2 separate regions of the Homo sapiens genome follow, and region 1 is linked to region 2. Evidence: read pairs that join two places in POLR2A ChIA-PET (ENCODE). Cell type or tissue: OCI-LY7. All regions are shown on one strand. Links, peaks and the distances in the headings refer to the core of each region. The heading gives the core; the rest is flanking DNA. Region 1 overlaps STAMBPL1 (STAM binding protein like 1). Region 2 has its middle 7.9 kb from the start of FAS.

The links. ChIA-PET counts read pairs that join two places held together with the same protein. Peaks named below come from ENCODE experiments on the same cell type or tissue, not always from the same donor. Only the 100,000 strongest peaks of a DNase experiment are listed, where the experiment ranks them.
Region 1: POLR2A ChIA-PET joins it to region 2 with 6 read pairs; 12 of 35 experiments call an interaction of 5 or more read pairs at or near these places.

Annotation. Positions count from the first base shown.
Region 1 is chr10:88,886,164-88,893,091 of GRCh38, forward strand. The region is part of intron 1 of STAMBPL1 (STAM binding protein like 1); the gene reads left to right. Among named protein-coding and RNA genes, the nearest start is that of STAMBPL1, 9.4 kb to the left of the region's middle. In OCI-LY7, for the core only: no CTCF peak of the experiment used is centred there; DNase peaks (open chromatin) are centred at 2,128 and 3,968; H3K4me3 peaks cover 2,400 bases; H3K27ac peaks cover 920 bases.
Region 2 is chr10:88,980,926-88,984,925 of GRCh38, forward strand. It overlaps a transcript of ACTA2 not described here and a transcript of FAS not described here. Among named protein-coding and RNA genes, the nearest start is that of FAS, 7.9 kb to the right of the region's middle. In OCI-LY7, for the core only: no CTCF peak of the experiment used is centred there; no DNase peak of the experiment used is centred there.

The sequences.
Region 1 (6,928 bases), core at 1,784-5,783, 93 kb before region 2:
ATACCAAAACGTCAAGGAAAACTAGCAATCATCTGGGTACTAATTTTACATTGAAGATGATAGATTTACTTTGGAGATGGTTGGAACCCTGAAGTGCTGTGAGGGCAAGCCCCCACTTTTCTTGCCCTAGTCAGTATCCTTGGTACCCAGCATGCAAGTATAAAACACTAATAATTTTGTTGTGGGAAATTTTGAAATCTCACCCTTAAAAATATACTCTGCATCCTTTGATTTACTTTTTTTGGAAGTTACATATTATATTATTTGGCAAAAGTTCAATTCTTTTTAAAGAAACATTTTAAATTTCATGAGTTTAAATTTGATTAAAGATGAAAGAATTTGAGATTTAGTGAATTTGGCTTTTTTTTTTAAACGGCTGCAATGCTTAGGTATAGTGGCATCACAGTAACTAAACCAGATTCAGCAAAAGCTCAAGCAAGAGATAACTGTTAAGAGGCCCATCAGGAATTATTCATTTTAATTGTGTGATTTGATGCTTCTCTGGGTTAATTTAGAAACAGGAGGCCAGTGGTGACTCATTTTTAACCCTTTTTAGCTCCCTGTGAACACTGCCTGCCTGTTTTGCATTTGGCTGTGTTCAGAGACAGGCTCAGGTGCAGGTTCCCCTTTAGAGTGTTACATTTCAAACTTGCCTGCTAGTGCACTAATCAGCTATGCACCTTTAATTAAAAGTGTAGGGAAAACTATAGCCAGGAATGATGATTATGGCTAAATTTGGCTCATCTGAGGACCCTGTGATTCTATTTATCCTGTCACTACAACTGTATCATTTAACACTAGAAATACAGAGAGGCTGTTCTGCCTTTGGGCTCATGCTTCGGTCTTCTGGTGGGTTGACTCTGGCTTTTTTTCCCCAATCTGTTTTGTCCTTGAAAGGTTGGTTTATAAATTGTTCCACAAGATAAGTTTTCTTTAACTATAGGAACAAATGGACATGGTGGATGGAATGAGATTGGGAAAGAGAGGCCTGAAATATGCCCTTCCTATGCTAATGTTCCTGTTAACCTGGGCAAAGAAACTGCTTACTTAATCTATAAAGTACTTAAGCTAAATAAATAAATTGATAAATAAGATGAAAATCACTCAAAATCATTGGTGGGTGTAGAACTTTGTTTTTTTTCAATTCATGAAAAATTTAATAAATTAAAATGTGGATCTTGAAAGAAATATAACTATCATATTCTTATGGCACACGTAGTTATTTTTCTTTCGTCAAGTATAATATTACTGAATAACTTAGGTAACTAGGGCAGTGATTCTCAAACTAGGCTCAAAGTAAGAAAATGTCCTCCATCCCACCCCTAGAGATGATTATTCAAAAGGTTTGGGTGGAGCCTGGCAGCCTTCCTTTATATCTTTTTAAAACAAGGGTCGTGGTCTGTCACCCAGGCTGGAATGCAATGGCGTGATCATAGCTCACTGCAGCCTTGACCTCGTGGGTTCAAGCGATTAGCCTTCTAAGTAGCTGGGACTACAGGTGCGTGCTGCCACACCTAGCTATTTTTAATTTTTTTTTTGGTAGAGACGAGGTTTCACCATGTTGCCCAGGCTGATCTTGAATTTCTGGGCTCAAGTGATCTTTCCACCTCAGCCACTCAGAGTACTGGGATCACAGGCATGAGCCACTGCACCCAACAGCCTTCCTTTTAACAATCTTCTCAGGAGATTCTGATGCAGGTGCTCAGTAAACCACCCTTTTGAGAAGAATCCGCTTAAGAGCTAAATCTAATCTTATATTCAAATTCTTTCTTCTACTTTTATGTTTTGAACATTTATTTCTCCTGATTTCGATAGACAGTTTCATGTAATAATATATATGTCAGTGCTGCCTTGGAGTTCTCATAAAGGTACGATATATTGCCTTTCCTAGTCTTAATATGATCTATCTTTTGATGGGTGGAATCAGGAAACCACAGGGTTGGTGGGAATTTTTAGAGATAATGTACATTCTTCTGAGTGACAGATATTTGGATAGGGCAGAGATGGATTTGATCAAAGGAAAGTAAGAGAAGACATTAGTGAGTAGTGGAAGACACAGAGAAGGGGAAAGGCTCAGATAACAGAGGGCACTGAAGGGCTGGCGAGGGTTTAGACCTCTTCTGGCAGGCGCTGAGTTACTATGGTGCAGTTTTTGAGCCGGGGACTAACTGGATGCAAACAAGTGTACACCTGAGCTAGAGACACACAGTACCTTGTCCAGAAACAGAGGATCAAGGAACAGGTGGGTGAAGCAGGCTGGTTTGTCACCATAAAGGCAGAAAGAAACAAGGGTGAGGACTTGGGGCCCAGAATTTGGCTGGACTGACTTTCAAGGGTTTATGCAGTAGGGTTCTCCAACTCTGTGTTCCTAAAGGTCTATAGCTTTTTGGTAAATTGCTTTTTCCTACTATTGATGTTATGGTGTATACATGAAGGCCACCTAGCTCAGCTTCAGGCCAGGATTTAGGAAGTCCTTGAATAATTGCTACAACTACCAGTACCTTAATATTGTGAGGCAAGGAAGGCACAATTATTCTTAACTTTGGACAAGAGAAATAGACTCAGAGAGTTAAGTAATTTACCAGAATTTACACATGTAGAAATTGGCAGGGCTAGGATTCAAGTTCAGGGCAACCTATTCAAAACTTGTAGGTTTTATAAAAAAGTATAATTTGTCTGATTACATAAAGTGATACATACTTATAACAAATTGTACAGCAATGAATAAATAAAAAGTGAAAGTCCCTCATGATCCCACCCTTGAGAGAACAGCTGAGAAAAATTCAGTAAATGTTGTTCCAGACTTGTTTCTTAAAAAATTCCAGTATACTTAATGAATACATTTGTATTCATATTACAAGGATGGAGCTATATTTTATATGTTATTCCACAGCTAGCTGTTTTCACTTAATGCTCTAACTTGGATGACATCCTGGTTCAGTACAAATAGATGTAAGTCCTTTCTAACAGTTTCATATGCTATAGAGATTCTTTATTTTAAGTATTCCTCTTTTGATGGCTATTTATTTTAAAACCATGCTGCAGTGTGTGTGTATATATTAAATGGTCAAGGAAATCTATGGGGAGATCTTAAAATTGGAATTGCTTAGTCAACAGGAATGCATATTATTTTAAAAACTGACATTTTTTTCAATCCTCATCCATATTGAGTTGGACCAATCATATACATTTTACCAATCAAATACATTAAATACCTGGCTTAAATTCAGTTTCTTAATTACTAGTGAATTTAGATGTTTATTTCTTGTGACTTAACTGTTTATATTTCTCTTAATTACTTGCTCATGTCACTTGCCCATTTTTACTCTTTTTCTTACTGTTATGCAAATGTTTCCTATAGTTTACAGATAATAAATATTATAGCTGTCAGTGGTGCAAACTTTTTTATTCTTTTACTTGTTGAAAAGATTTTTAAAAGTACTATTCAAGCATTTACAGAATATTTTATTTTAAAATAATTTTAGACTTTCAAAAGATTGTGGAAACAGTACACAAAGTTTTTATACAACCTTTACCCTGATTCCTCAAATATTAACACCTTGCAAAACCACAGTAGTCATCAAAATCAGTAAATTAACACTGACACAATACTATTGTCTAATCTACAGATCTTATTCAAATTTCACCGAAGTCCTTCTGGGCAAGGATCCTTTCTGGGATCATACATTGAATTCATTTGTTATGCCTCCTTAGTCTCTTTTAATCTGCAATAGTTCCTAAGTCTTTCTGTCTTTCATGATCTTGACACTTTTTAAGAGCATTGGCTGATTGTTTCCTAGAAAATCCCTTGATTTGGGTTTATTTGATGTTTCTTCATGAGTATGTAATCAAGAGAGTGACCTAGTCTGATGATGGTCAAAAATAACTTGCCTGAAAAAGAGATGCTTAAGCTAACACCAGAAAGATGGGTAGAAAGTGGAAGTATGAACTGAGGATGGGGTGCCTTTGCATTGACTTTGCATAGTGCATCTAAGCAACTGAAAGAAGCCAGTGGAGGAGGTGGTGTGAAAGAAGGCTCTAAGGAGGCAGTCTGGTCAGACCCAGCTTTGTGGGACTTATTAAGGTTATAGGATATTAACAGCAATAGAACATCATTCAAGGGCTTTAAGCAAAGGAATGGCAATATCTGAATCAGGTTTTTAAAAGATCACTACAGGTAGATTCTTCACCAGGTAGAATTAATCAAAGGGGAGCAAGATAGAAACAAATACAACAACTAGGAGGCAGTTCTAGCAATGCAGGCAGAGAAAAGGGTGGGGTGTACATTAAGGAGCCTCCCCGCAAAGACGGTGAAAACCTGCAGTTTTGAGAGATGTTTTGGAGGGTGAATCTGAATCTGCACATGCAGGTGATAGATTGGATGTGGGGTTAAGGGAAGGGGTAGGTGCAGGATTGCTAATATCAGCGTTTGCCAGATATTTGTGTAAGTGATTGGATGTTGGTACCATCCATGGAGATGAAAGAGACAATTCTTCACCTCTGATAGTGAAGTCAGAAGCATCACCATCTCCAATTCTTTTAGATGCCAACATTTACAATATATTTGCTTATTTATGCTTCTGTATCTCATTATAGCCACTTAGCTTCCAAGTTCTATGGTTTTTCCTCAGAATCTTTCCCAATAACTGTTTGTCCTTCTCCATTTCTTTCACTGCTCTTCAGTTTGGACAAGGGTTTCCTCATTCCAGTGTTGCATACTTGCTTCCTCTCTGGGCTACCAATTCCTCTATTCTCTGTAACTTTATCCATCGCTTCCAGAGTATGTGTGTTTAATAAATATGTACTAAGTGCCTCGTTTGGGCAGATCACTTTGTTGGGAAGAGTTGGGAATTAAGTAAGTTAAGTATATTTCATGGAACTGGAGTCAATTCCGAGTTATAATTGAGGCAGAAGGAAAAAGGCCATTCTGCCTAGCGGTCAAGAAAGGACCATATTCTTCTTTCACTCCTTACAAAAAATAAATTCCACACAGGTCAAATGTATTTATCCAAAAATGACTAACCACAGAAGTACCAGAAGAAAAGATCAGTAGACATATTTTAAAATTGTTTATGATGAGTAAGTTTGAAGACCTTTTAAAGAATGTTGAGAAACCTAGATACCATAAAGAAAATAGGTCCACTTGAAAGCTTAAATTTTAAAAATTCCATGTAAAAATTAAACAGCTTTCAAGCAAGAATGTCAGCTGAACTAATAATTATAGAAGGAAAAATAGAAATAGAAAAATGGCCACTTTCAAACACCACAATAATTGTCTCAGGGAAAAAAATCTTCAAATGCTAAAATTAGTGGGCAATGGTATATTTGCATAGTTTCCCTACAAGATACTTTTCAATTATAAAGAGAAAAATAGTATCGTGGAGAAACCTGACCGATATAACTTAAACAAATATCACGATTAACATCATTAATAATTGAACAAATCAATAACATATGTCTCCTGATACATCATGGAGGATACACCATCACTTATAAGGTATTTTTTTGCCAAAAAAATGCATAACTCTCATTGTTTTCTGTATTTCATCTTTCTCACAGTCACCACAATCTTTATTAGATAATTGTGTAGATAATTGTTTATTATTTTTACACCTCTCTGCCCCATTCCTGGTCCTTAGCAGAATGTAAGGTCCATAAAAGCACAAAGTAGGGGCTTTATAAGTAACATTGAATAAATGAATGAATAAATAAATTTATTTGGAGCTATCAGTTTTTACAGGAAAGATCCATTTAGCCTTGGATTGTATTGAATGAAAAATAACAGTTGGGTATCCTGGTGGAAATGGATGGAGGACATTTGAAGGTACAATGCTAAAGCTCAAATTAAGCTGAAGCCATGAAAAAAAAAGGTGTCTTATAGAATAAAGATATATCAAGAAAAAAAGATGAAATATTAATATTTGAGATGCAGGGTGAGGGAGGAGAAAGGAAACACCTCCACTTCAGAGAGGCCAAGGCAGGAGTTGATTTTAAATAGGGAAAGTTCAGCTGATCAGGGCCAGGTGCTTAGTGGGGGTTTGTAACTGTTTAATGCAGTGAGTCTCAAGTTTTAATGTGCATAAAAACATCCTGGGCTGGAGATCCCTGGGGCACCCTTCCCAGAAATTTTGACTCAGTGGGGCCTAGAAATCTGTGGGGTTTGTGTATGTGTCTGTGTGTGTGCGTGTGCGTGTGTGTGTGTGTGTGTGTGTGTGGCCAGCACACCCCTCCTCCACCAAGTCATTGTAATGCAGGCAAGTTATCCAGGAACCACTCCCAGAGGGAACATGGCATCCAAATCAGGGGGATGTCAGCTCTAGGGTAGGAAGGTAGGAAGGGGATGAATGGTGAGCAAATTTGGACAGCAGATGACCACTTGCTAACAACTTTGCCAGAATAAGGAGCTCTTCAAGAAAACTCTTTAAAATGGATTGCCAGGGAAAGTTAAGAAGGAAACTTTTTTCTGTTTCTGCCTACTGCATTGAAGAGATTGTCCAGTGCAAAACCAAATGTATGAATACAGCCTCTGCTGTGACATGTTAAACAGTTAAGATTCTTGTGGTTGGAGAACACTGGAGAAGCAGTGGATGACAAGTACTTCAGGATGGCCCTCTTTTGCTTTTGAATAATAGTGCTGGACTCAGTCCATTTTGTAGAACTACTGTCCTTAAGAAAGTTATGAAAATTAAATAAAATTGATTAATAATGCCCAAGGACTAACTACATTTCTGAGCTTTCAGGCAACTGGCAGGCAGGAAAATGATGCTATTTCAAACATTTATTTGTGACTCATTATACTTCATTGAACTAAGTATCTTTTGGATAGTATTTTCTTAAAAGCAAAATTCCAATAAAAAAGGAAGTATATTAAAAGGTACATTAAAGTTTAGTGCCTTATGGGTAGCTTATCTTTAGAAATGCATTATTT
Region 2 (4,000 bases), core at 1-4,000:
GGAAAGGTCACAAAGGGATAAAGTGAGTCAGAGGAGGCTTTGGTTTGCCTTATATGAAAAGTGGGATTTGGACTATGGAGGAATAGGGTCCTTCCAGAGGGGATGTTTGAATGACAGAGTAGGAACAGGGCATGGGGAGGCCAACTGCGAGGAAGTCAGCACAAGCAAAGGGCAGGCCCAGCAATATCCAAGAGAGAGCGGGGCCAGTCCACAGGGTGTTCAGTGTGGAGCCTCCAGACCTGTGTCCTAACTCGAGCTCTGCCACATACTCGCTGTGTGCAAATTAGTTAAACTCACCTAACCTATGTTTCTTAATCTGTAAAATGAGGATAATATTAGATGTTAAGATTAGGTGAGGATCAAATGAGACATTGTGTGCATAAAGCACTTTTCCTGTGCAGTTAAACCCTTGATAAATATTAGCCACTTATTAACCATCGGGTTAAGAGAGAAATGACTTTTTTTTTTTAAAGAACTGGCCATTGCTTTATCTTCCATCGTCGTGATTTATACTTTTTAACTATATTCACACCAGGAAAAGTTGATAGTAAATTTCATTTTGGGTGAGGTCTAGACTAGTATCCGTGGAAAGGAAGGCAAATTGAAGAGGTATGATCCTAGGACAGAGGAAGAACCAAGGTCAAAACAGGGACATTTCCCAATTCAATCCAACAGCTGCTTTGTTAACAGTACCACAAGCAGTGGGGTGGGCAGAGTGGGAGACGCATCATATCCTGGGAAGGGAACACTGTAGGGAGGGAGAGAGAGGCTGGATGGGGGAAACGGTAGATAAAAGATTGGGCAAAGTAATTTAGTCCCAGTCCCAGATACTACGTGTTTCAGTCTGTGCTCGTGGGTATGTAAAGGTTTCAGATGGGCTTTCCATGAAAAACAGCAATGAGGCAAACCGTCCCATTCACTAAAAAGACAGGCATTATCATGATACTGTGCAAAGAGCCCAGGCTTTAGAGTCAAGCAAATCTTGATACCTTTACTTGACACATGAACTTGATCGAGTTACCTCTATGTGAATCAGGAAAGTTATTCTTTCCCTGTAGGTGTGGGTATGAGAATTAAATAAGTTAGTATATATAAAAGGGTCTAACACATAGTGAGTGCTTGATTAACTGGTATGTGTTAGTTCAAGAAGGCAGTATGTTGTTATATGCGAGAAGCAATTGCTTTGGTTCAAACCCCAGCTCTACAGCTTACTGGTTGGGTGACTACTGCAAGATCCTCAAGTGCTTGGGCCCATGTTTGTTTCACCTATATTGTGCACACAATAAGAAGACCTACCTCCCAAGATTTTTATGAGCATTGAATGAAATCATATTTATAAAACCCACTAAATGGTACCTGGCTCATACTAAGTGATCTAAATGAAGAGGTATTATCATTAAGAAGCAATTAAAAGTTGCATGTGTATGAAGTTAACAGCTTTTAACATAAAAGACAATGGATTATTTGGTAAGAGATCTCACCGAGCTTAAATGTGTTTTTTTCTTTTTTTTTTTGAAATGAGGAAAGGAAGACATAAATGGCAGAATATGTGGTACAGAACTGTAAGATACATGTCCCACGACAGAAATAAAAAAGGCAGAGATTCACTGAGGGGGGAATTCATGGACATTTATGGTCACATTATCCTGATTGGCTGAGGGAGTCAGCAGGCTTCTAGCCAGTTTTCTTGCTGTTCACAGAAATAAAAGCTCAGTGTCTTTGAAAATGAACTAAGTTTTTTTTTCTTTTTCTTGATAGGAAAATGTATTTATGTAGTCAAGTAAGACTTGTTTCTGCTAAGTAAAAATTCAGCCTAAGCAGTGTAATATGAAGCTAAATGGAGACTGGATACAAATATGTTTATAATGAGATTACTGAATTTGTTGATTTCCCTACATTTCCCATCTACTACCACTAAAGAAATGCTGTAATAATAATATAACTGGCCAAAGTGGTAAAAGTGGGGTTAATTGGTCCTTATCTGTTTGAGGTAAACAACCGAACTGATGAGTGGTTTCCCTGAGCAAAGACTCTTGCTACTTCATGTGTCCTTTCCAGAACGTGGCATCAACATCACATGGGAGCTGGTGAGAAATTCATAACCTCATACTTAGACCTACCGAATCAGAATCTTAATCTTAATAATATTGACAGGTAGTTTATATCCATATTGAGGTTTGAAATGCACTGAGTTAGAGTGTGGAGTTATGGCCACACTGTCTTAATTAGATTATCTTTATTTCAATCCAATTTGCATGGCTATGTGAGCTATGATTCTTAGAGGAGTGAACATAAACAGCAAAAATTCTTACTTAGCAGACTTACCCAGTGCAAGAAAGAGTTCCCTTATCTCACTGTATTATGATCTTAGTCAATATGACCCGGAATTTAAGAAAATAATATGACAAGAGTATGGTTTTAATCAACCGGAAACCATGTGTTCAACAGAACAACAAAACAAGAAGGCTTTGTACTTACTTAGGGAGTTTACATCTTGATGATAAGGCCACTGAGGTAACTAAAGAGGAAATGGATTCAGCATAGGCTTTGGAAGTTCACTTCTGTTACCTAGTAACTGTGTGACTTTGGGCAAGTCTTTCCAAGTTTCTTTTCTATAAAATAGGATGGTAACAGGACCTACTTTACAGGGAGTTGTAAGGTTTAGATAAGTTAACAGGTTATGCAAAAAAAAAAAAAAAAAAAAAAAAAAAAAACACACACACACACACACACACAAATGTTCTGGACATTATATAAGCATTAGATATTACTGATATCTTATTTTTGTTTATTTTTAAATGTCTGTCCCTTTAAACCATTCCTTTCAACATATTTGTGTGGTTTAAATAAAAATAAGTTTGAAGAAATTTCAGAAAGAACTTTGATAAACCCATTGAATGACTTGGAAATTCCAAGGGGATTTCAAAGCCAGGTGGAGGAATGCCTGCTTAGTGTCTTTCCTCAGTGCAAAGGCTGATAAAGGCCTCAATTTCTCCCTCAGTTTACTGTGATCAGAGACTTAGGCTGCCTAGTTATCCTTGTTGCCTGGACAAAAAACTCTTTAGATGCATGCAGGTTTGTGTAGAGTTTGTGGGGAGGTTTCAGATGGTAAAATGCCTCTTCCTACCTCAGGTGAGGGGAGGGTTACTATCATTCCTTTTTCACAGAGCTATTCTAGTTCTGTTTATAAGTAGTGTTCTTTGTATAGTGGATGTTGAGCAAACACTTGTTAAACTATAGGAAGTTATAACATCGGGAGAATTTCTAACAACTGCAAAGTGTTCTGATATGTAATAAATTGCCTTGAGAAATAGTAGGAGCCAGTGCTGGAAGGAGTCAAGCTAAGGCTGGTGTAGTCTCCTAGGGCTGTTGTAGAGAAGAGTCTAAAGTGGGAGGTGTTGATCTTATGGTCCCAGAGGTCTCTCCCATACTACCTTTCTGCCTGTATAGGTCAGAATCTATTAAGAGTGAGTAGGAATGGATTACACCCCACAGTCATGAAGGGCCTTAAATGATAGTAGCACACTAGTGTCATATGTCAAGTGGCAAATGACACTAGCACCAAATGTGATTCTGCATTTAAGTTCTAAGTATTAAATGCATCTATTTGCTATATGAAAACATAAGATATCCCAGTGTTTGCAAACTGGTTCAATATTGTGTTGATTTTTGTTTTGCTTTAATACACTAAGGGAACTTCAAAAGGCTGATGTGGTCCATGCTCTCTGAGCCAGGCCTCTCTTGACTTCTTATGTTTAGTTATTCATGAAACCACTGGGCCTGTCTAAATGGCCAAGTCATATAGGAAGAGACAGAGTGAAAGGGAGAGCAAGAGCTAGAGTGAGAGAAAGAGAGAGAGACATCTTCTCACCTTCAGACCTGATCAGAGGCAATAATGGGAGACCATGGGAGGGGAGAGCCTGATCTGATGATTCCTTTTCAGTTATTTTCTGGAAAGTTTAAAAAATATGGTATTCTTCATGGAGAAGCCAAGATGTTA